Regions from separate parts of the Homo sapiens genome. Here all the other regions are linked to region 1. Evidence: chromatin loops called from intact Hi-C (ENCODE). Cell type or tissue: PC-9. All regions are shown on one strand.

The links. Peaks named below come from ENCODE experiments on the same cell type or tissue, not always from the same donor. Only the 100,000 strongest peaks of a DNase experiment are listed, where the experiment ranks them.
Region 2: a loop joins it to region 1, with 6 times the contacts of the local background. A loop is called at or near these places in 23 of 110 quality-filtered maps.
Region 3: a loop joins it to region 1, with 5 times the contacts of the local background. A loop is called at or near these places in 7 of 110 quality-filtered maps.

What each region holds. Positions count from the first base shown.
Region 1 is chr3:159,729,322-159,737,321 of GRCh38, forward strand. The region is part of intron 4 of IQCJ-SCHIP1 (IQCJ-SCHIP1 readthrough); the gene reads left to right. All of the region lies in intron 1 of SCHIP1 (schwannomin interacting protein 1), which reads left to right. Among named protein-coding and RNA genes, the nearest start is that of IQCJ-SCHIP1-AS1, 35 kb to the right of the region's middle. In PC-9, no CTCF peak of the experiment used is centred here; DNase peaks (open chromatin) are centred at 3,010, 3,410 and 4,260; H3K4me3 peaks cover 912 bases.
Region 2 is chr3:159,613,126-159,621,125 of GRCh38, forward strand. All of the region lies in intron 4 of IQCJ-SCHIP1 (IQCJ-SCHIP1 readthrough), which reads left to right. All of the region lies in intron 1 of SCHIP1 (schwannomin interacting protein 1), which reads left to right. Among named protein-coding and RNA genes, the nearest start is that of IQCJ-SCHIP1-AS1, 150 kb to the right of the region's middle. In PC-9, CTCF peaks have their summits at 3,265 (motif pointing right) and 3,465; DNase peaks (open chromatin) are centred at 6,586 and 7,916.
Region 3 is chr3:159,801,131-159,809,130 of GRCh38, forward strand. The region is part of intron 4 of IQCJ-SCHIP1 (IQCJ-SCHIP1 readthrough); the gene reads left to right. The region is part of intron 2 of SCHIP1 (schwannomin interacting protein 1); the gene reads left to right. LOC101928351 (a long non-coding RNA gene) reads right to left here. Exons shown (of 4, transcript XR_007096144.1): 2 at 3,581-3,798; 3 at 1,132-1,375. It also overlaps the pseudogene RNU2-31P. Among named protein-coding and RNA genes, the nearest start is that of IQCJ-SCHIP1-AS1, 37 kb to the left of the region's middle. In PC-9, CTCF peaks have their summits at 4,179 (motif pointing left) and 4,380; a DNase peak (open chromatin) is centred at 4,171.

The sequences.
Region 1 (8,000 bases):
GCCATTGTTTAACATATGTAACTAATATTGTTTAAGTACTACCCAATTAAATAAGAGGAAATAAATGTATAAAACAATGAAAAGGATGAGCCAAAGTGATAATTATTTACAGATGATATGATCGCATAGCTAAAAGAGAGTCACATAGAAAATTATTGGAAACAATAAGATAATCCAGTACAAAAGCTGGTTATTAAATGCAATAATCAATAACTTTCCTGTATAAAAACAAGTTAGAAAACATAATGAAAAAGTTCCCATTTAAAATGGCTTCTAGAATAATAAAATACATTAGAATAAAAATAACAATAAACATGCAGAATATATGTAACTGAATCTTGATAAAATGAAATGGCATTCCCTGTGTTTAGATAAAAAGACTAAATATCATAAAGAAGTCAACTTTCCCTAAATCAAATGATTAATTGAATGTAATAGCAACAAAAATAAGATTTCTTGGTTATTGTTGAAATCACATATGGCAAATAAAGATATTCATTACGCAACTATTTTAGCTGCAATAGACTAGAAACAGTCTGAATGTACATCAATAAGACACTGGTTAAATTGTGGTGTATTCCCAGAAGACAGCCTTGTATTCTGCCATTTAAAAAGTAAAGGAGATCTGCAGGCCTGGATATGGAATAATATCCAAGATATGTTGTTAAATAAAAAGATCACAATTTATATCTACACTATATCTATCCATATGAAATAAATGGCATCATAATGTATCTATAAATATGTATGTCCATATAAATTAGCATGTTTCCTTATTTGTACATAGTTTTCATAATTGTTATCTTTAATGGCTATATGAAGTGGAGTCCTTTCTGTTTCATAAATCTGTCTGTCCCTAGTGCCTATTATAATGTTCAGGAAGTCCTAATGAGAGCAAAGAATGATGCTAAGACTGTAAATGCTGGTGCCAAAATACCTCAATCCAAATGGGAATTTTTTAACCTCTGCGCCTTAGTCTTCTGGCCTATAAAATGGGGATGATGACCATTTTTACCTCATAGGTTTGACATGAGAATTGAGACAGATTAAGTGAGATTACAGATTAAGTGGGTTAATCTGCATAAAGCTTTTAGAGCAGTGCCTGGTACATGATGAGCAATCAATCAGCATGAGCTATTATTATTACTGTATGAAATAACCTTAGAAACTTTAAGTCATTTCTTGTTATGGCTGTTATAGATAGTAATGCAATGAGTAGCTCTATTAATATAATGTTTTGCCTCTTTTTAATTATTTCATTAGATTAAATTCCTAGAAATTAGATTGCTGGATCAAAGAGTAATCACAATAATTACCTTTTAAAGATATTCCTTTGACCTCTTCCCTTAAAGAAAATTTAATGATATGAAAATTACTAGTTGATATAAAAGAGAGAGTAAAGCAAATAAATCATGTATTTATTTGACCACAGCAAAAGGGAGAGGAGCTCCCCTTTCCCTCTCTTTCCCAGTGAGGCTGGGATGGGTTAGCCATTTACTAAACAATTATTTAGTAAACACCTATTTTATTCATAAAACTATCTAGACATCATACAAAAACCCAGGGTTCCATTCAGTTGATTAAATCCAACAAAGATTTCCCACTCTACTACATGCTTGTTCCATGCTGGGAGTTAATCAGAGTAGGAGGAATATGGAGTGGCCTTTGTCCTTAAAACTCAAAATTTATGCAAGAAAGTAAGATGTGAAGATAGTATGAGACTCTATAATCAAGCGCCAAATTCCGTTTTTAAAAGATCCCAAATCTGTGATTCAGACACTGGATATTAGGCATAGTAAGCTAAGCAAAAAAGAGTAGGTGCTGGCTGGAGCCACCTGGCAGACGTCAAAGCATTTTCAAAGACAATATCCAGTTAGCAGCAAAGAAAGAAGTATGTTACCACAAAAGTGATGACCAAATTAGGCTCTACTCTCTTCTTAGAATCTAACATTTTATAATTACTTTTAATCCACCCCCAAATCAACAGGACAGCTTTGCATTTGAATATTATCAGTAGAAAATCTTTGCTCTTGCTAAAGCACATCCTCGTCCCTGCCAGCTGGAAGGTAAAAGGAACCCTCAAGCTTCAGCTGTGGGCTTTAGCCAAGGGAGTCCAAGAGGTGTGCTCAGGAGTAGACGAGGCCGGTAGAGGGCCTCCACTGAGGACTGTGCGTGTTTATCTGTTTCGGAAGGGCTCTCTATCTGCTGAAAGAGCAAAATCATCTCCACTTCACTGTTTTCAGGATGCAGCGCAAATGTGTCTTACAACAATCCAAATCTCACACCACAAGCTTTACCACTCTTCAGTCTTCTCTCTTTTGTCTTGGAGTCAGGAGGAAGGGGGCAAACTGCCCTCCTCTTTGAGGCGAGCAAGATCCTCTGTCTCAAGGAAGCCAAACCTGAAATAGAAGCAGAAGCCCTTTCATATAATTGAGGAAGACTTCACAGTTGCCAGAAACCATTTTTGTAAGAGAATAAGTCCCACATAAAGGGTTTTCTGGCCTTTAAAATTAGCCCACCAAATATCTTTCTTGTGCCTTATCCAGGAATTTTTTTTTTTTCTGCTGCCGAGGCTGGAGTGCAATGGCACAATCTTGGCTCATTGCAACCTCTGCCTCTAGGTTCAAGCATTCTCCTGTCTCAGCCTCCTGAGTAGCTGGGAGGCCGCCAACACACCTGGCTAATTTTTGTATTTTTAGTAGAGACTGGGTACTGGGTTTCACCATGTTGGCCAGGCTGGTCCCGAACTCCTGAACTCAGGTGATCCACCTGCCTTGGCCTCCCAAAGTGCTGGAATTACAGGCGTGAGCCACCACGCCTGGCCCCTTATTTAGGAATTATTAAATTGCCTACTATGTGCAGAAACTTGTGAATTGTCAGGCTCCAAATTTCCTCAAAAGGCTGAAGCCTGGCAGGCAATGTCAAGAGGAGCTGCTTCTTGCCCAAACAGGTTCCAAAGCAGTCAAGTGAAATTGTCTTCCTTATATGGTGAAAAGTGCCCTGTCCCTTTAAGGCCAAGAGATTTGGCTGCAGACAGTCCCTGGGAAGTTTGCGGGCAGCCCCATCCTGTGTCTGATCCTTGCTGCTGTGCAGGTGAGTTCCCAAACCTTCTCTCCGCAATTTGCCCTCTATAATCGTTCTCATGGCGGGTTAGAAAGACTGGTATGAAAGGGCTAGAGAATTTCAGGGTCAGCAGAGATGGTGCTGTTTGGAGAAGTTTGAGTTGAAGGAAAAAACAAGGTTACAAGGGAAATGTGCAGTAATGCAGCCAGTGAGGATGCATCTAACTTCCTGTGGGGAGAAGGCAGCAAGGTTACAGAAGGCCCTGAGGCATTTCCAGGGCAGGGCAGGGCAGGGGAAACAAATTCAGCTGGGGAAGAGGGACAAATTATAGATAAGACCGTGGAGGGATAAGTTTAGACTCTTGAGCTATATAACCTGGTGAACCGCAAGTTAAAACCAAACATAGCTGGTAGGAAATACTGCTTCTGCAAGTGCTGAAGGCTTTCCAGGAGCTGGAGCTACAGGACCAGACTGCAGAGGAGAAAGTACATGAATGTTTGGAATGTCTATAGGCCTGGAAGGCTGCAGCCTTAACCCTTTTTGCAGCCTGGCTTGTTAGCCATTAGGGTTTGGCTGCCACAGAGCAGGAGGTGGGGGTGCATGTGTGAAGCACTGCAGTAGGAGACTAAATAAATAAACAAGACTATGATTGTGGAAATGCATCTCTGGCATCCTCATAGTACCACATGCAGAGAAGAGAGATTTTCTAAGCTCAGATTTTCTGTGTCATCCACAGAAACATCTCAGATTTTCTGTGTCATCTTTCTTCCAGCAAAGGGCTGGAAGAAATCTCATTTAAGCTAATTACTGCTCCGTCATTTACTAACTCAGCTTCTTGAATTTTTTTCCTCCATGGTCTGGAGCCTGGTACAATATTAATTTGAAATTAACTAATAAAACTTTTTAATAGCTAAAGATTTCCTAGCAGAAATGTGTTTCTCTCTAAGATTGAGATGTATATACAGCTGGGGTTGGGATTTTACTGAGAGCTTGAAAAGAGATGGGTGTAGTATAGAAGGAGAAACACTTGATGGTCATTTTACGTAATATCCAAAGCCGTTTAACTGAGCCTACAGCCAAAAAAGGAGTCCACCCAGGAATTTAAAAAAAGAGATGCTAAATTACAGGGCTTGGGGTCCTCTTTCCTCCTAGTTGAGTCAAGGTCCATTCATCATTCAGAGGCAGTGGTTTCTCTACAGTTGTGTGGGGGAGTGAACAAGAAGGCTGGATTAAAATTCCTTACATACTCCATGCCTTTTAAAAATATTCATTCATCTGAGTAGTCACTGAAGAATTCTTCTTATTATTAACTAACAAGTGCTCTATCCACTTGTTAGTGCTTTCTAAAGACAGAATGTTCATGAAAAAAGATTTTGTTTTATCACGAGGGATTTGTTAGTATAAGGGTTCCTCTCTTCTCCTCCGACTTCTGATGGATGGGCAAAGTGGTGATTATTGGTTACTGAAAAGAAAGATCTGTTCTTGACTCTAAAATCACAAAGGGCTTTACTTTGGACCTTTCTCATTCAGAAACATTGGTGTCCCAAGCAAAAAGTTAACTTATGCATTCACAATGTGGAAGACAGCAGAGTGCATGGGTATAGTTTTGCTTCATTTTGTACCAAGCAAATCCAGAAAGCAGTGTCAAATACATTGCTTTCAAATATAGATGCACAAAGAAAAACAAAATTCTATCCTTAAAGCTGAAAAATCTCTAAAAGTACCATATTGTTATTATTATTATTGTTTACTTTTTTTTTTTTTTTTTTTTTTTGTGAGAGGGAGTCTTGCTCTGTCGCCCAGACTGGAGTGCAATGGCGCAATCTCGGCTCACTTCAACCTCCGCCTCCCAGGTTCAAGCGATTCTCCTGCCTCAGCCTGCTGAGTAGCTGGGATGACAGACACGTGCCACCATGCCCAGCTAATTTTTGTATTTTTAGTAGAGACGGGGTTTTACCATGTGGTCAGGCTGGTCTCGAACTCCTGTCCTCATGATCCGCCCACCTCGGCCTCCCAAAGTGCTGGGATTACAGGTATGAGCCACAGTGCCCAGCCCATACTGTTATCTTTTATAAGATAAGTCAAGGTATTTCCAACGAAAAAAAAGATGTGTCTTCCCAAACATTTCACTCAATGACTCTCCCCGCCCTCAGTCACATATGGATCTTACAACTTCACACAAGCCACTTACTTTATCTGTGCCTCAGTTTCCAGCCTAGAATTGAGCAGATCTGAGTTAAATTTCTAGTTTCTTCATTTATTTCCATAACCATAGGCAAATTACTCAGCCAGTCTAAACTTTAGCTTTCTTATTTGTAAAAAGAATGAATGTTAATTAGGATCAGAAGACCCCAGAACTCGGCATAGGCTCCATAAATGCTATTTCTCATTTCTTTTCTTGTCTTTTTTTTTTTTTTTTTTTTTTCTATTGCCTGGGAAATTACACTGTTCCTTGGCAAAGGAAATAAGTTTTGAAAACGGAAACCAGCTGTGTAGCTCAGCTTTAGGACTACAGTTACTTCATCCCCTGTGCCCATTCCCTTCACAGAAGGATGCCCAACTCACTGGGAAACCCATTCCTAATCATCAACCAGTCTCACTGTTTGAAAGCTCTTCCTAAAGCAAACCCACTTCCACTTATTTTGTGTTCAGAGACGTGAAGAATTGTTGATTGTTTTCTTTTAATATAAAATTACTCCATAGTCTTAAAGAACAATAATAAGTTATCTTAGAATCTCTATAAAGGTGGTCTATTCCAATAATAAGCTTAAAAAGCATTTTTAAAGGAACTTTTTTGGTTCTCATAAGGCACCTCTTACAAGTATTTCAAAAATAACCAATTGCTACTTTTTTTTTTTTTTCTGAGATGGAGTCTTGCTCTGTCGCCCAGGCTGGAGTGCAGTGGTGTTATCTCAGCTCACTGCAACCTCTGCCTCCCGGGTTCAAGTGATTCTCCTGCCTCAGCCTCCCAAATAGCTGGGATTACAGGCACCCGTCATCATGCCTGGCTAATTTTTGTATTTTTGTAGAGATGGGGATTTTACCATGTTGGCCAGTCTGGTCTTGAACTCCTGACCTCAGGTGATCTGCCCGCCTCAGCCTCCCAAAGTGCTGGGATTACAGACGTGAGCCACCACACCTGGCCCCAATTGCTACTTTTCTATAAAACTCCTAACCCATTCACACAGCTGTCTTCAAGAACATGATTATCCTTACTTTCAGCACTTTCATTGTTTAGGTCACTTTAAGAGTAGGTTTGCCTTACTTGCAATGAGTCTGTGTATGACCCAAAAAAATTCTGTCACCAGTTTAGAAAGGTGGTGACAAATTTCAGCAACAGAAATATTCCACTGGAAGTTCACATCCCAGCCTATACATAAGCTGGGAATCAAGTATGCCATTTTTAACTAAACGAAGAGCAGGTCACACACATAGCCCATCTTCTAGTCATGGATTAACACAGCCTCTGTCAGGAGACGTGTTGAGAGTCCACACTTGTCCACTTAAAGTAGCTTTGAAACTCTGGGCTAGTTCCTACATGTGTCTGAGCCTCGATCTATGGCCTGCATAATGAGAATGATAATAACACTTATGCACGTGGTTCAGGGAAAGCATGAAATGTGCCAGGACAGGTGCTCAGTAATTATGTTGGATCTGAATGCCCAATAGTCTAACAAAGTCTTGTACCTTAATAATAAGGTAATGGCCCCAGATCTTGTCTACACACTTTAGAACAATCTGCAAGTATGGATATGTTTCTAAGGATGTGTAAATTTAATGTTTAATAAAAATGTAAGTTATGTTTCTAATTAGGTGGAATCAAAAAGAAGTCGATGCTGAGGCAACCATAGACCTGCTACAGGGGTTAACTGTGGAAACAGCCTACAAATGCAGATGTGGCTTAAAAGCTGCTGGTTCTCAAAGAGTTTTGGATTGGCTGTGTTCCTTAAAAATATTTTTTAACTTTTTACCCCAAGGCAAGTGTTTCTGTGTCTGGTACACTGGCAGAAGGAGTTAGAATGGGGGAAAGCATTAAACAGATTGAAATGAGAGATCCTAGTGCAGTTGAATCTCTTGATACATCTTTGACTCCCTTCTTCCCCAACTCCCCAACTATTCTCCTTAAGCTTTTCAGATGTAATTCATTCATGAAACCACCAAGCTGGGGAAGCTTGAACAAGTCTACACCAGCTTCTTGCCTTCATTCAAAGCTGCACTTGAAACAATCAGGAACCATGGCTACCTACCCTTCCAAGGGAGAGAGACTGAAGTTCAGTCTACTGCATGCCTGCACCGGGGCTGCACTGGGGACGTTCTCCCCACACCTACCCTTGTAATACAAGCCCATATTCTTTTTTTTTTTTTTTTGAGACGGAGTCTCGCTCTGTCGCCCAGGCTGAAGTGCAGTGGCGCGATCTCAGCTCACTGCAAGCTCCGCCTCCCGGGTTCACGCCATTCTCCTGCCTCAGTCTCCTGAGTAGCTGGGACTACAGGCACCCGCCACCACGCCCGGCTAATTTTTTGTATTTTTAGTAGAGACGGGGTTTCACCATGTTAGCCAGGATGGTCTCTATCTCCTGACCTCATGATCCGCCCACCTCGGCCTCCCAAAGTGCTGGGATTACAGGCGTGAGCCACCACGCCCGGCCAAAGACCACATTCTTTTAGTGTGCTCTGGGTCTGTCCTTTGTGTTTATGGCAAATTGATATCCTGTCTATGGGAAATTTCCACTAAAGTGGGGAGTGATGATATGGTCATAGCCTCTGTGAGGGGCAACACTTCCTTGTTTTCGGCCTGATTAATCATCAGGTGAGTAGACATCCTTCTCCCCTGACTTTATCACTTCTATTATCCACTCCTGCTTGCCCCTCTGATGCAGTGGCTCCCAAACTAGAAAGCATACATCAGAATTACCTGGAAGCTTTGTTAAAACACA
Region 2 (8,000 bases), 120 kb before region 1:
GTCACTCTGATAAATAACAAAAAAATTGATTTACTGTATAAACCAAGACAAAAATCTTCATTTTTCATTTTTGAAATTCTGCAAGATAGAATATGAGAGACACCCTTGAATCTATATGAATAATTGAGTCTGAGGTTTAAGTCCTCAAAATCTGATTTTTTTATGTCTTATGTTACTGGCCAGACAGAATATTTCAATATTGAAGTAGACACTTCATTCAGAGCAATCATAAGATAATAAAGCACATTATGGCAATATAAAAACAATCAACCAATGTAAAATTGAGTCAAGTAAATAATCAATAGGTTTATGAATTTATTTTGTCAAAATTTGTTTTCTCTAATTTTGTTATGTATATCTGATCTCACTTAAAACTTCAAACATTGTTTAAAATATTCCTGTTTGAAGGCATTTTCACTAATTACAATTTCCTGTTAAGGTGATTTTATGACCTACGGGTTGAACTTAAGATGCATCCTGACAGCCCATAGCAAAATATGCAGGGCACTCATTCAAAAGCCACTGTTGTGCAGCAAACCATCTGGCTAGAGAAGCCAACAAGATCTACTATGAAAGGATGGTGATCTTGGTTCAGATAGCTACTGGCTAGTCCTCCCATTCCCAGGCTAGAGGAACTATAGGTCCTCAAAAAGAAGTTAACATGCAGATGTGATCATTTTTGCTCATTTATCTATGTATATATTTGATTACATAAAACAAAGCATTCCAACAAAAACTTGGATTTCATTCAGAATCATTTGTCTCAGAGATCATCGAGGTTGTGTTCCTTGGCATATATAAATTATTACAGTCTTCAATTAATAACAATAATGTATATTAACATTTACTGACACACTCGCTGTTCTAAGCGCATACGTATTTAACCTGTACTAAAACCTTATGGGGTAGGTGCCATTATTATCTCCACTTTACAGATGAGGAATCTAGGGTTCAGAGAGGTCCTATAACTTGCTTAAAGTCACCTAGGAAATGTCAGATCTAGGATTTGAATATAAGTAGTGTGGTTCTAAAGCCTATGGAGTTCAGCCTCCCCAGAATAGTGTGGGTTTTGGGAAGAAAATGATTGCATACAGAAATTTAAATTTATTTTCTACAGCAACCAATTGAGAGCTTTAGACATACATTTTCTCTTTAATGTGGAAGGCAACTCCTTTGCAACTGTAAATCTAAAGGCCATAATTTCTTTGGCAAAATTATACTGTGTCCTAATATGGATTTTATTTTCTCATCTTAAAGTTTCCCTTTCTTTTTTGACTACAATAGCCATTTAGAATTCAGTGTACCTTAAGAATTCTAGGTTAATGTCCTTATCTTGTTTTTTTTCACCCCGTGTGTGGGTCACAGCTGCCTTATCTCTTTAACCTAACCACGGTGCTGTTATTTTTTCCATTTGCATTTTGGGAAGATCAAGTGAGAGGAGTGATGGAATAACACCAATATACTCAGTTATGTTTTCTTCATCCCTAACCTATCTCAACCCTTCTCAATTCTGGTAAGACTGTGAAAGTGACCATGTTCAGAAAGGCAATTGCGTAGTTTAAACCGCTGTGTTTAAATGAAAAGGTGAGAAGGAAGCTTAAATTTAAAATAACTTTGATTTCTGTTAACTTTCACTGGAAAACTATGCACTTGATCCCTAAAAATAAAATGGAATCGACTTTTGTTCGTTTATTTAATGGATATTTAAGAAGAGCCTGCTATCAGCCAGGCACTGTGCTAGGTGCGTGCAAGGGACACGAAGTGAAATAAGGCATGACAGACTGTCCTCAAGGAGGTCACAGGACAGCCAGGAGATTCGGACAGGAAGACAAACATGAGAATTAAAAATGCACAGGTGCCGTGATAGTAGGTTCAGTGAGGATGTGAAAGAGAAAGAATAAATTCTCCTTGGTGGTGGTCAGGAAAAGTTTCCTCAAAGGTACAATGCTTTGGTTAACTCTCAAAAGAAAAGTTTCAAGGCAGCCAGCCCAAGAACGGGGTAGAGGTAAGGGCATTCCAGGAAGAAGGTACAGAGGGACAAATATCTAGACCCAAAACCACAGGTCCCGTTCAGGGTTCTACAAGGCATTCAGATCATGTTCAGTGTTGTGAGGAAGAGGGAAGAGCTGGACAGGTAACCAAGCCCTGGAGGCCACACTTAAACAAGTTTGTACTTTCTGACGGGAGTGGGAAGCAATTTGGGATTTTAAGCAAGAGAGTGGAGAGTGCTAATATCAGATTTGTGTTTATGAATTATCACTCTGGTTGTAACTTGAACAGTAGAGGAAAAGACAGCCAGGTGGCTGATTAGGAGACTGTTTCGTTAGAGTGAAAGACGTTGAGCGTATACTAAGTCAATTGAGAGAGCTACAGTTGGCCTACCTGGCACCTTTATGGGATTTAGAAAAAGGCACCTCCCTCCTCACCTTGGACTGAGAAGTCCCATTGGCTTGAAGATGACCCTTACCTGCCTCAGCCAGGCTCCTTTGTGTGAGTACAAACTGCTTAGCACATGCAGCATGTCATGACCTTGGCAGATGGTGTGGGGGTGAAGAGGAATAAGGTTCACCTGACAGAACTGAATAGAATGTGGGAGATGCAGAAACGATGAGTCTAGAATGACTCCCAGATTTCTAATTTGGGTGAATGACAGTACTATTTACAAAGAAAGAAAATTTGATTACAAAAATTGATTTGAAAGAACAGAGAACTATGTCAAAATGAATGCTTTCAATGTACATGTGCTGGAAAAATCAAAACATATTTGTCTATCCAGAGAGGTCGCTTGATGATCAGCAGTGCCTAATTTTACTAGGATGTAGCTTTCTCTGTGCCCTGTACAGTTGCCCTGTGGCTCCAGAGAGTCTATCTGAGGCCTGCACCCCATCCCCTACTCCTTCAAACCTAGAGTTGCTTCTCTTTTCCCAGTCTCAGTGATGGGAATGTGGGGGACAAGTCCTCTCAGAGAGCCAAGTGCACATTCTGCTTTCCTGAGAGCTGACCTGGAATACTATGAGTAGAGTTTGGGGCTTACAAGCTCTGGGGCAAGATAGCATTTTTGTTTTGTTTTGTTTTTTGTTCCCCTGCCTCAGCCTCCTGAGTAGTTGGGATTACAGGCATGTGCCACCATGCCCAACTAATTTTTTTTGTATTTTTAGTAGAGACGGGGCTTCACCACGTTGGCCAGGCTGGTCTTGAACTCCTGACCTCAAGTGATCCGCCTGCCTCGGCCTCCCAAAATGCTGGGATTACTGGCATGAGCCACCACGCCTGGCCACAAGATGGCATTCTGAGGCTTTCCCTTGCATCCAACTGGGAAAGAGGAGAGGACCTATTCCTCTTCTGACAGAGCATAACCATATCAGAAATTACCAAGGAAATGATCAACCATATGAGGGCTGGGGACATGGACGATTTCTTTCAGGACCTCCAGGACTAGACACAGTGCCACGTAGAAGAGGAATCATTTATTATTGGTTGATAGAAGACTCCTGTCAATGTGATATCTTCCTTCAGATAGTATATCAGAAAGCCTAGGCTAGGCCATGCTGTGGTCACAAATAACCCCAAAACCTTAATAAATTAGAGCAACACAGGCTTGTTTCTCATGCATGGAACATGTCCCTTGCAAGTTGGTTGAGGCTCTCCCTTACCTCATCATTGTCCTCACTCCTGGATTCAGGCTAATGGAACAGCCACCATCTGGAACAGCCGCCATCTAGATCTGCATTGTCCAATATGGTGGTCCCTAGCCACATGTAGCCATTTACATTTTAATTAAAATTCAATAAAATTAAAAATTTAATTTTTCAGTTATCCTAGCCATATTGCAAGCGCTCAATGCCACATGTAGCCAATGGGTACTCTACTGGAAAATATAGATGGGGAATATTTCCACCATTACAGAAAGTTCTACTCAACATGCTGAGTTAGAGCATTGATGCTTTTGGGTTCTTGTACCAGCAATTAAATGTCATGTGGTCCCATCCAACCACTAGGGTCTAAAAAATACAATTCTTTCCTGTGCTCTGAAAACAGAGAGCTAGAGATATCTGGTAAGCAACATTAACAACTACCTGTTGAGGTAGAGAGAAAGAGACCCCAGAGTATGGTGCTTTGGCATGTTGAGTGTTTTGAATTTAAAGACCTCAGAAATAAGCCTTAGAACCAAGGTCTCTTTCTGATCTTTCCCTGCCTCCCTGTCTCTCCGATCCCCTTTCTTTCTGCAAGCAACCAGAAGGAGCTTTTTCTGAAGTTTCCTTATCTGATTAAGCAAAGTTTTCCCAGGAGAAATGCAATTGTCTTAAAACTCCCTCCCTAACAATCTCATTAAATAACCAGGAAAGATTGACCACCAGACAAAGGAAGAAACTTACAGTCTTCATCACACTCAGATAGACTTTTCATCTCTTCTTTTGTGGGCAGTTCTGAGAGACTACCTGGGAGATTTTATCTGCATAATAAAACAATCTTTGTTCACAGTCAAGTTCCAGCCCTGACCTTCCCACCATCTTCCCCAGAGCTCAGAGCTTTGTCCCAGATGATTATTCTTTAGGCTCACTCATTTCTCCTGAAAACCATTTACTACCCCCCCTAGGAAGAGGGTATATAAGCTTCAACCACCAGGCCTTTGAGTCTCATATTTTATACAGCTCCCGTGCTTATGAACAATAAATTTTCTATGCATTTTCTTCCCATTGATCTGTCTACTTTCAGTTCATTTCAATGAACATTTAGCGGGCAGAGGGGAAACTTGACCTTCATCCCTACATACCCATTCATGACTTCAAGAGTTCACCCTTCCCCTTACCTTTATTATAATCCAGGGTGTGAACAGGGAGAAAATAACTCATAATTTGGACATGTGAAAAACAGAAAAAAAAATTTAGTGTTTTGCTCCAAGATATCACAAAAAGTTGTGAACTCAGAATGTTCACTGGGCTCAACATCTGCATTATGCATCCTATCTTATCTTCAAAATGACCCTGTGTAGGTATGCTGTACTTTCCACCTTAAATATGGGGAAACTGAGGCTCAGAGTGGTTAAGTGACTTGACCAACAGAGGTCTACCTGATCTCAAAGCACTGGAGATGCTCTATATGGAGAAGGAAAATACTATTTCCCAGGTTTTTTAAGTTTTACTCTTCAGTTCCATGTTATCACTCAAATTCTAACTTCTAATTTTACAGAAAGGCCTTAAAGAAGCTGGGTAGGTATATTTGGCTTAGTTACAAAACTATTCATTTAAAAGCCTTTGTAGGCATGAACAACGATGAACACAGACAAGAAATGAGTCTATTTCATATGCTGAACTGTTTAGAAAACATATGTATGTACACATTTATGTTTATGAAACTGATCTGGGTGATTAAGCTCCTTGGAAACCCTGAAAATCTACGGAAGAAAATTTGTGCAAAGTGTTCAACTATGATGAAGAGACTATTAAGTATGTGGCATTCGTCTTGCTCTTTTGTTTTCTTGAAGTAGTCCTTCTACCAACTTTCCATCTTCTTAGATGCAAAACGAAACAAAACTTAGACTGTCAGTGCACAGTTCTTGCTCATTTGTTAGCACTGGAGCAGAAACATTGTTTTCCGTATAGAGTTGGGGAAACTGTGGCCCTGGCAGCAAGTCCTCCAGCCCTCTGAGTGCTGGCCATAAGCCTTTGACCTGCAACCCTTGTTTCATGAGTCCTGCTTGAGATGGGAGTGTGGGGGCCTGCTCCTGGTGGGCTGTTGATTGCATCCCGGAAGCCACATGGCCTAGGCCGTTTTCCCCTTTGATTGGCCAAATAAATCACATCATCTCACCTCAGTACTCTTCCTCTCTTTCCCTTTGCAGCATTCCTTGGCAGGGTAAACAGCACCATTTCAGCAATTTTAAAGGTGACTTCCAATAAAATATGTATGTAGATTTACTTCGGGGCTGGTAGCCTGGGCTGTAAATTTATACCAAGTCAACCATGGAAAGCCCTTCAATTAAAAAAGAAGAAAGAAAATACAAAAAAATAAAGTTTCCATCAGCATTTATCTTTGGATTTTAAAAAGTGAATGTATTTCTTTTCTCCTCTTTTTTAATGGAAAAGAAAAAAAGAAAACATCCATGAAGAGCAACTGACTGAAGCACTTCAACAGCCTGGTTCATAAACCTCTCTGGTAATGCCTGGAAATAAAGAGAAATCTTCAGTGTCACCAAAGATTGCTTCTCACCAACCCTGTGCTTTCAGCTGCAGACGTGCATGCCTGACAGCCTGTACCTCTGGAGTGCAACTGGAGCCATTGCCATTGGTTCCCCCTTGCTTATGAAAACAGAGGGATTAACAGACACTGAAAGAGAAACCCCACTGAGCCACCAGCATCAGTGGGCTTAAACGCTTTTTCCTACTGCCAGCCAGAATCCTTTCAAACCTCAGCACCCATCTCTTTTGAGGAAAACTGTCTTAACATCCCTGTAAATGGATAACCTTTGGCTTCTGCCAAACAAAGGCTGCAGATTGTTTCTATTTATTTGCCAAGAATTTATTGGAGTCCATAAAACAAATTTCTGTAGCTGGGGAAACTGTACACTTTTTGTTTGTTGTTATTGTTTTTAATCTAGGCTGCAATCCAAAAGTTTGCAGCATGAGTGAACTGTTGTGGTTTGCTTTCTAGTTTTATTTGGCCTAGAAAAAGAAAACAAATGGCAGTGCTTCGTGTAACATCATATATTAGAGGTTTCTAGTGCTTGGTATTTGCCTTATCATTTTCAAAACAGAATCTTAGAAAGGGGGAATGCTAAAACATGAAGTCCATGGTATATAAAGCAGTTCTTTACCAAGTAGTAAAAGCATTAATAAAATCAAATTTACCTTCATAACAACAGTGTACCTAGGTGAGTAGAAAATACATTTATCTCATTTTATGGATAGGTATACTGACTCAGTCTAGGACCCATCCCATTCTAAGGTCATTCACTGTAGAAACACAGAATCAGCTGGAGATAGACCAGTGCCTCTGTCACTGTCCCAGAGTTCTTACCCTCTGTGCTTGCTCCCTGCCTTGCAGAATATAAGAGATTCATTTAATTTTGAAGCATAACACTTCATGTGAAGGGCCCTATAAAAAAATGTGTGACAAGGCCCTACTAATTTTGTAATACTAAAATGTATCTCTGATGCCACTGAGTGTTGCATATTTATTAGAGCTTTTGTTCTGGTCCAAAATGGAAAATGGGAAACAGGATAAGAAAAATGGCACTAAGAACTCCATGATAGGCCATGCATACTTCTGTGGAATGGCATGTTCCTTTGAAGATTTGATTCATCTGGAAGCTATGACATGCATAAAGCCCAATTTCAACTGGATAAAGAAATAGACAATGGCATTCATCCGAGTTTTGTGGTGACTGGAAAGAAGTTTGGTAAAGTAACATAGCAACCATGTCCCTTCTTTCTTTTCATGCCCAGACTCTTCAAGTGAACTGACCCTATAATTCTTGGGAAATAATACACTTTGCAGAACATTGTAAGAAGGCACCATTGGAGGCAGACCAGATGCTGTGGACTGGGTCCCACTCAGTTCTGTCCTCACACCTGGTGCAGTGCTGGGCACATTCTGTGTGATCATGGGCATGTGGTGCCTGTGTTTGGCTTGTTGGGTGTAGAGATCAGTTGACCATGTCAGAAAAACTAACAGAACCATGGAGGATCATGAGCAAAGCCTTTTCTTTTCCTTGAATATAGCTTCAGGCTTTTTTTAAAAATTGTTTTAATTATTCTTCTCATGGCATCCCTTAAACTACCTAATCATGGAATTAGCCTGACAGTCGGATTGTAGCTCTAAGTTTGTATTTTCTGGTATTTGCACAAATATGTTAAGCATCTAAAAATATAACATTTCAACATGCCTTTTATAAGTAAGCAAATGCCCAGCACCTTTCTGACATCCCGACTGAGTCATCTATTACTCACTATGATGGGAAGGAAATCAGCGGCAGGCTATGTGATGAGAAACACTGTTGA
Region 3 (8,000 bases), 72 kb after region 1:
GTGACTCAAATTTAGCCAAAATTTTCTTGAATTTATGGAAAAGCTATATACAAAAGTAAGTTTCTGTATACAAGTATTTTATATCAGGAAGAATTTTCAGTTGGGGATGGTAACAGTTACTGTAAGTAAGATATGGTTATAAATGTTGTTTCTCTAAGGGGAGAAATTTCTGATGTCTAGTCAATTTACAAACCTGTGTTCTAGAACATAAACATTTGTTTGTAAGTAAAAGAAAGAAAGTACATGCAGATGCATTAAATCCATACTTACACCCAGTATATATGAGTACATAATATACTTTTCTTGGGAATTATCAGATACTTTTTCCTGAATCAAATGATGAAGACTATTTAAAGTAGAAAAGAGAGAAAACCAGTCTATTCTGCATGGACATTTTGTTATCACTTTTATGGTAAGCAGTTCCATAAGTGTGTGCCTCTGTTTTGGCATAATAAAATTTTACATTACTTCTTAAATTAAGTACAAGTTTTGAAAAGGAAAAAAAATTAACCTCCTGTTATAATCAAAATCTTTCACTTTCTAAAAATCAGAGTATCTTCTTTTAAAGGGAGTTATTTATTCAATAAAAATTCTATATTTCTATATACCTTACAATTTTTTAAAATTCTGGTACACACAGTATCCTTATAATCACTTTTTCTTTCTATTTATATCCTTAAAAACATCTGCACGAGGTAGGAAAAAAACTCAGATTTTAATGAAATCATAAAAACAAAAGAACTTGATGCAGCCCACAGCACCTGCTAACCATACAATGTGTTTACAGTTGTTATTGCTACAATTAATAATATCACTATTGTCATTATAAGTGTGATTGACAGTTGAAGAAACTAAGTCTTAAGGAAGTTAAGGCCACCATGGTTATAAAATTAGTCAATTTTAGAGACTAAACCTTATTAAATCACAGGTCTATGGACTTAAAATCCATAACCTTTCATTTATACCAATAAAAAACAAAAGAACAAAGAGGGCCTTTTGTTATTGTAACACCTTTATGTGCTGGGTGCATTGTCCATATTAGCTTATTTATTTATTTTTATTTTTTGGCAGGTACTGTATGAGGTTTCATTTTATAGATAAAGAAACTGAAAAAGAGGTTAAGTCACTTACCAAGGTCACATTGCAAGTAAATGGCAAAGCCAAAAAAATGCTCCTATGTCTGAATGCCAAGGCTCCTGATCTCCTGGAGTGCATTGTATCTAATTGATAGTTGCAAGTAACCAGTATTTTACTTTTAATTGATAGCAGACATTTAAGAGGTGTGTGTCACTTGCAACTAGAGCAAATTTTCTTCATTTCATAAAATTGCCAGCTACAGTAGAAGAAAGCAGTCATCTTCAATAGATAGGGTTTTCTGTAAAATAAACAAAAGGGTTTTGTGCCTGATTTTAAAAAAAAGAATTCTATTTCTTTCCATGTCTGAGAGGTGACCTTTCTGATGTTATACTGTGGGTGGAATTCATTCTGGAGGTTGTGAGTGGGATTTTGGGAGTATGATGGGAATGACTGATGAATCCATACTCCATTTGTAAGTGGCTTGTCGTGATGATGAATAGAGAAAACATAAACAGTGGATATAGCAAAGTATCAGTTTGGATTAGGTTTAGGTGTAAGTGACAGAAAATCTAAAATGCTAGGACTTCAGAAAGGATAGTAGCTTATTTCTCATGCATGTAAAAGAAGTGTGGAGGTCAGGAGTCTTAAGGCAGGTTCAAGATGACTGAAGGTTTTTTCTTTTTTCAATCCTGCTCATCCTCAATACATGGCTTTCTGCCTCATGGTCCAAGTTGGCTCCTTAAAGACCTGCTATTGTGTTGTAATTGACTGTAGGAAGGAGAAAGGGAAGAAGAAGAACACATCTCCTTTCCTTTAAGGACACTTCCCAGAAGTCACACGTGACACCTCTGCTTAAATTCAGTTAGCCGGAATTTAGTCACATGGTTGTGACCTCACACACATGCTGCAAGAGAGGCTGGAGAATGTATTCTTATCCTAAGCATCCATATGCCCAGCTAAAAGGTGTGTATGTGTGTGTGTGTGTGTGTTGCAAAGGGCAGGGGGAGTTCTATCAATAAGGAAAAAGGAGAAAATATATTGGGGAAAGACTAATAAAGTATCCCATAGAAAGAATCAATGAAAACGAGTTAACCATGCAACATAGAAAGATTACTTCCATTCCAGCCTCTATTCCAGAATACCTACCAAGTCCTTTGCCTAGGATAGGAATTCTAGAACAGACGTGTGGGTGTAAGTCCTAAACTTTAACTCTGAGCACCTGTTTTTCAGTGAATGATAAAAATTGTTAGGAGCCCACATCTTTAAAAAGAAAGGCAAAGATAACCATATCCTTTATTTTTTTGAGCAGCTCCTTTGCACACTGCTTCACTACAAATAAGACCTACCTAAGGAATTAGATCATGCACTAAGTCCAAACCTGCAGTTACTTCAGAAGCTTGTGACTTCCATTAGAAAGTCTGAACTCTCTAACGTAGATACAGACCCTGCATGTGGGGGTTGAATTTCAAAGTTCTTGTGCTGCTTTCATTGGCATGCACCCAGGGAAGTGTATGTATACATTGGGAATGTTTAGGGACCTGGCTACTTCTCTGTTTTCTTCTGTCACAGCGTTCCTTCGTCCAGGGGAATACTGAAATAATAATTCTAGCAACAATTTTTTAAATGCCAAACCAATTACATGTATATTTCACTTAAGCTTCAGAGCAGCCTGAATGGTAGGCTTTATCCATTCCCATTTTACAGATTTAGAAGCTCAGAAACAAAGTCACACAACTAGTAAGGAGATGTGCCAAGATTTAAACTTAGATCTGTTGGACTCCCAAATCCATACCCTGCATCACGATGGCCTCACACCTTTGAAAAATAGTACAATGACCCTTTTGATGTTTCTTTTTTGTATAATGACCTAAGGAAAGCAGAGAGGTCAAGTCAACTTTCCCTGGTCCCTGCAGTTGTAATAGGGCTCCCTTCACCCTCTCAGTGATTCTTTACTGAGTTAGAGGTAAAACCCCACAATGAACTATAGGAAATCCCACTCTTTTAGAGCTCTGAGTATTTAGAGACTGATTTGGGCTGAGCAGGTGAGGGAGATTGGTAGCAGAGAGCTGGAACTGGAGGCCTGTTCTCTCTGTCAGTTCATTACTTTCAAAGGTCTGTTGCAGGGAGCCTCCTTGTCCTCCCAGTGTAAGGAAATATAATTGTGATCAATACATTTCCAAAAAATATATCTCCACTGCTAAGGACATGGTAAGGAAATGGAACAAATTAATAAAAAGGGCTTCTCAGCCAACTGGAAAAGAGGCAGGCCATGAGTATACAATGTCTTCCTCAGTTTTTCTTCCCCAGTTAAGCATTCTGGGTCCCCTCCCTCTCATTTATTTGCTGCTGTGATGTCTGCAGGGTAGGGTGAGCTGGCATAAAGTTTATTAAATAGTAGCTTGCAGATCACTTGCTACCACATTTTCCAAAGCTTGCCTTTGTCCCCTCGGTGTATACTTGAGATGCCTTCAGTCAGATGAAAATCATGGAAAACCAAACTAACCTGGCTTCACAGTGATGAGATTGGTTGGCTCCTGGTTAGGAAAGGCTTCAGAATGTGTTTGTTTCATTGGCCCAATGGGGCATCACCAGGAATGCTGTTATTTTTTTTCTTTAAACTTCTCTGCTCTGTTTTTTGCCGTCAGTTTCATTTACAGCTATCCTCCCACACCTTCCGGTTGCCAAATGATTTTCCTTTCCTTTGAGTTTATTCATCACTGTCTAGGGAGAGGGAGAAAAAGAAATGGTCACTTCCAAGAACTCTCTCAAAAGAGCCAGGAACTATTTTCCCAGTCATCCTCAGCAGATTTCTCCTCAATCTCATTGGCCCAAATAGGGTGTGGTGTTTATCCTTGAACCCGTAAGTGGAGCCAGGGGATGGGATAATGAGCCACAAGCCCTACCACCTGATCAACTTCCCCCAAGCACCTGGGCTTTGCAGGAGGAATTGAAGGTGCTCAAATAAAAGTTAAGGTAGTTACTAAAAGAAGGAGAGTGGTGTTGGAAGAGCAACTACAGTGCCTATTAGACTCCTGCTGTTCTGAGAATCAGCTCCAACCCACTCCTAGCAGCACCCAAGGAACTGGGGCTCCTAGCCTGACTCACAACTCTTGGAAGCTGCTGACCCCTAGTGTCTGAGGAAAGCATCGGCTCTAGAATCCAGAGGCATGGGTTTACCTCTCATGAGAATCACAGCGGCTGTGACACACTCACACACACAAGGAGGTTGTAAGCAAATTAAAACCTTTAGAAGTACTTTAATGAGTAAGTGAGTTTAATTGAAAGTCTTCCAAAGACACTGTAAGACTTAGGCCTCCCTCACCTTGCTGATCAGCAACCTCAGAACACTCTCTGTAGTCCTTTTCACACCTGTAAATTGTCATCCACAGTGTGTCTTTCTCTCTAGACAGAGGGTGTGCTTTTTGAGGGTGGGGCCTAAGTGCAAAACACCCAGCTCCTCACCTTGAACTCCTGCATGCTTAGTAAACACTTGTATGAGTAAACGAAAGACCCAACTGTTGTTCAGCTCTCCTTTCCTCTCCCCTTCCATAGCCATGGCTTTCTCTTATAAATATCAGCTCTACCAGCTTAATTGTACTCCTTTTTTTTTTTTTTTTTTGAGAGGGAGTCTCGCTCTGTCACCCAGGCTGGAATGCAGTGGAGCGATCTCGGCTCACTGCAACCTCCGCCTCCCAGGTTCGAGCAATTCTCCTGCCTCAGCGTCCCGAGTAGCTGGGACTAGAGGTGCCTGCCACCCACACCCAGCTAATTTTTGTATTTTTAGTACAGATGGAGTTTCACCAAGTTGGCCAGGCTAGTGTCAAACTCCTGACCTCAGGTGATCCACCCGCCTCGGCCTCCCAAAGTACTGGATTACAGGCGTGAGCCACCGCGCCTGGCCAATTGTATTCCTAATAGGACAACTAAGCAATCAATTGTGTTTTGAAGCTGCATGTTATACGAATGGGAAAATATTCCAACAACCCCAAATACACATCTAAGCAGCTGCTTTTGTGTTGTGGAATACCCACTATCTGGTCAGTAGAGAAAGCAGAATTTTTTATTATAAGCAGATCAACATTGCTACTGTGAATTCTTTGAGCAGTAGGCAAAGCTGTGTTAGAATGGGTTCTTCTTTGGTCTGTATGTGGCAGGTAACAGGACTTCTCCTGTGCTTCATGATTTGGGTTAGGAAGAGAGAGGAAAGGCAACAACATGGTAATTATAATATAGAATGACTCAAGACAAGAAAGAATAGGTTTTTGTTTTGTTTTGCTCTTAATTGACTTGTAATTCAAGCGTGAAATGTGGCAGCTTTCAGGATTGGAGAAACTTTGCACAAACCCAATATTAGAAGTTAACTGCCATTAGCTGTGGAGGGCACCAAAGGACAGAGAGGATTTCTCAATCTGGGAGCTGAAGGCGAGTTCTGGGGAACAGCAGCAGCCACAGCTGTAGAAATCCTGACAGCTGTTCAGTCTTGGCAGGCAGGGCTGCTGCTCACACTGGAGAAGCTGCGGGGCTTCCTGAGCAGGGCCCTCCACTCGCGTGGTGCCTGTAAGACCTGCTCTGGAGTGGAGGCATGCACCATCTTTCTTTTCCCCTTTTCACAGAGGAGGAGAAAAATGGGCAGATAAGTATCATAGCGGTCAGGTAGGTCATGGGATAGGGAAAAAAATCAATCATTGAAAAGGAGTGACTGGAAAACCACACTGTAACATTGTGCCCTAAAGTATTGTATCAGTTTTGCCAGCCTGCACTTGTCTCTTAATTATGTAAACTAAATGCTATGTGTTATCAAGATTGTCATTATTACAATTTTGTTACTTTGTAGAGAATAAACATAGATAATAAATATTAGTTCTACATTTCAGTTGACAGATTTCACAATTTTGCTTCAGAGTCCTTCTTTGGGATACATCGCCTTCTTGCAGAAATAAGGATTTTGTTCAGTCAGTGTTTAACAGAGACTTTTAAAAGCTACTAAAGTTGCAAACCACTTAAGAGTTGTAAGTCTATCATAGTCCACCCATTTGAACAGTCCCCTGTTTTAACCTGTATTTGTGCTTCGGGGAGAAAGTGGATGGAAGAGGCTCCACGCTGGCTTAGTCACACTGATGTATGAATAAACGGGCAAGTAATGGATGACCTGGGGTTCATGCCAGCCAACTCACCTGCACACCTGCTTTCACAAGCACTTGACAAGGCACCTACCTTTCTTAATGTGCCAAGTACATAATCTCTCTGATTCTGTAAAAAGATTAGCTGTTAGGAAGATTACAAAACTTTGGGTACAAAAATAAGAGTATTTTTAGAATTTTGTTCTCCATGTGTTAATTTTATCTTCAGTGGGTTTTGTTTGTTTTGCTACCTCTGCCCCACATCATAATTTATGTGTGTGTTTGTGTGTGTGTGCTGAATAGATGATCTCTAAGTAGGAAAATTCTCTTGGGAAAAATTCTCAGCATGAGAAATGTGGGGAAAATACAGCTGGACAGCTGTTTAATTTTGCCAAGAAAAAAATGAGGACTTGTTCTTTGCTGGTGCATGAGACAGGGCTGTGTCACTGCAGTGTGAGTTGTGAAGGAGAGAAGCAAACACACAGGCAAGTGTTTACACCTGCTGCCTTCTTAAGTCCTCCCAATAACCCTGTAAGGCAGGTACTACTTCTCTTGTACAGAGGAGGAAATTGAGGCCTAGCTAAGTTATGCAGTGTGCCCAAAGCATAGCTAAACAGTGTGGCCAATTTTTAAATCCAGATGTTTCTAACTCAAGAGCCCTGTTCTTCTTACTATACCAAATGGCTCAGCCCTCAAGTTGTTGTCTTAGAAATAAAAATACAAACAACAAGGAACATTTGTTCAGCTTAGTGTTTCTCAACAGAGTAAGAGATAGCTTCTCTGGAGCCCTTATGCTTTCACTAAAAATTCAATTGTTTTGTTTTTATTTTGATAAGAACCCATTAATATTAAGCATATTCTGGTTCATCACCTTATAAGCAAGGACTGCTCTGTGATATAAGTAATGCTGGTTCTATCTGTGTTTACATTGACACCAAAAACTGTTTCTCAACCCCCAGAGATTTCAAGCTAATTTACCCAATATCCATTCTTCCCCTCTACCTTACTAACAGAACCCTAATTTGCCTGGAATCAGCAATAGTCCTATGCTTCTCAGACTCCCTTGCAGTTACAAATGTTCATGTGGCAAGGTTTTAGCTCATGATATCTGAGCTATTAGATGGGGCTTCCCAGAAAGATCCTTAAAGTGGCTGACTTTTAAGATAGATAGAGGACATATCAGGTATTAAGCTGGTAAGAGCAGGTGCTACATTTGATCTCAGACAAAAGGTCAAGAAGCAATGGTCAATGTCTTTCTCACTCTCCAGTCTTTCTCCTCATCTAGCCAGGAAGGAAGGTGAGATATGACCATGAGGGCAAGAACACATACTAGCGTGGTGGAGGCAAAGATATAAGGAGTCTGGGTCTCTAATGACTACAAAAAACCCCTCATTATACCAGCCCAGGGTGTGGCTGTCTGCAGACACTTCATTATATACAAAAAATAAGCTAATTACCCCCCTCTACTAAAAATACAAAATTAGCTGGGCGTATTGGCACATGCCTGTAATTCCAGTTACTCGGGAAGCTGAGGCAGGTGAATGGCATGAACCTGGGAGACAGAGGTTGCAGTGAGCTGAGATGGCGCCATTGCATTCTAGCCTGGGCAATGAGAGTGAAACTCCGTCTCAAAAAAAAAGAAACTTTTTTTTTCTTTCTTTTTTTTTTTTTTATTATACTTTAAGTTCTAGGGTGCATGTGCACAACATGCAGGTTTGTTACATAGGTATACATGTGCCATGTTGCTTTTCTGCATCCATCAACTCATCATTTACATTAGGTATTCTCCTAATGCTATCCCTC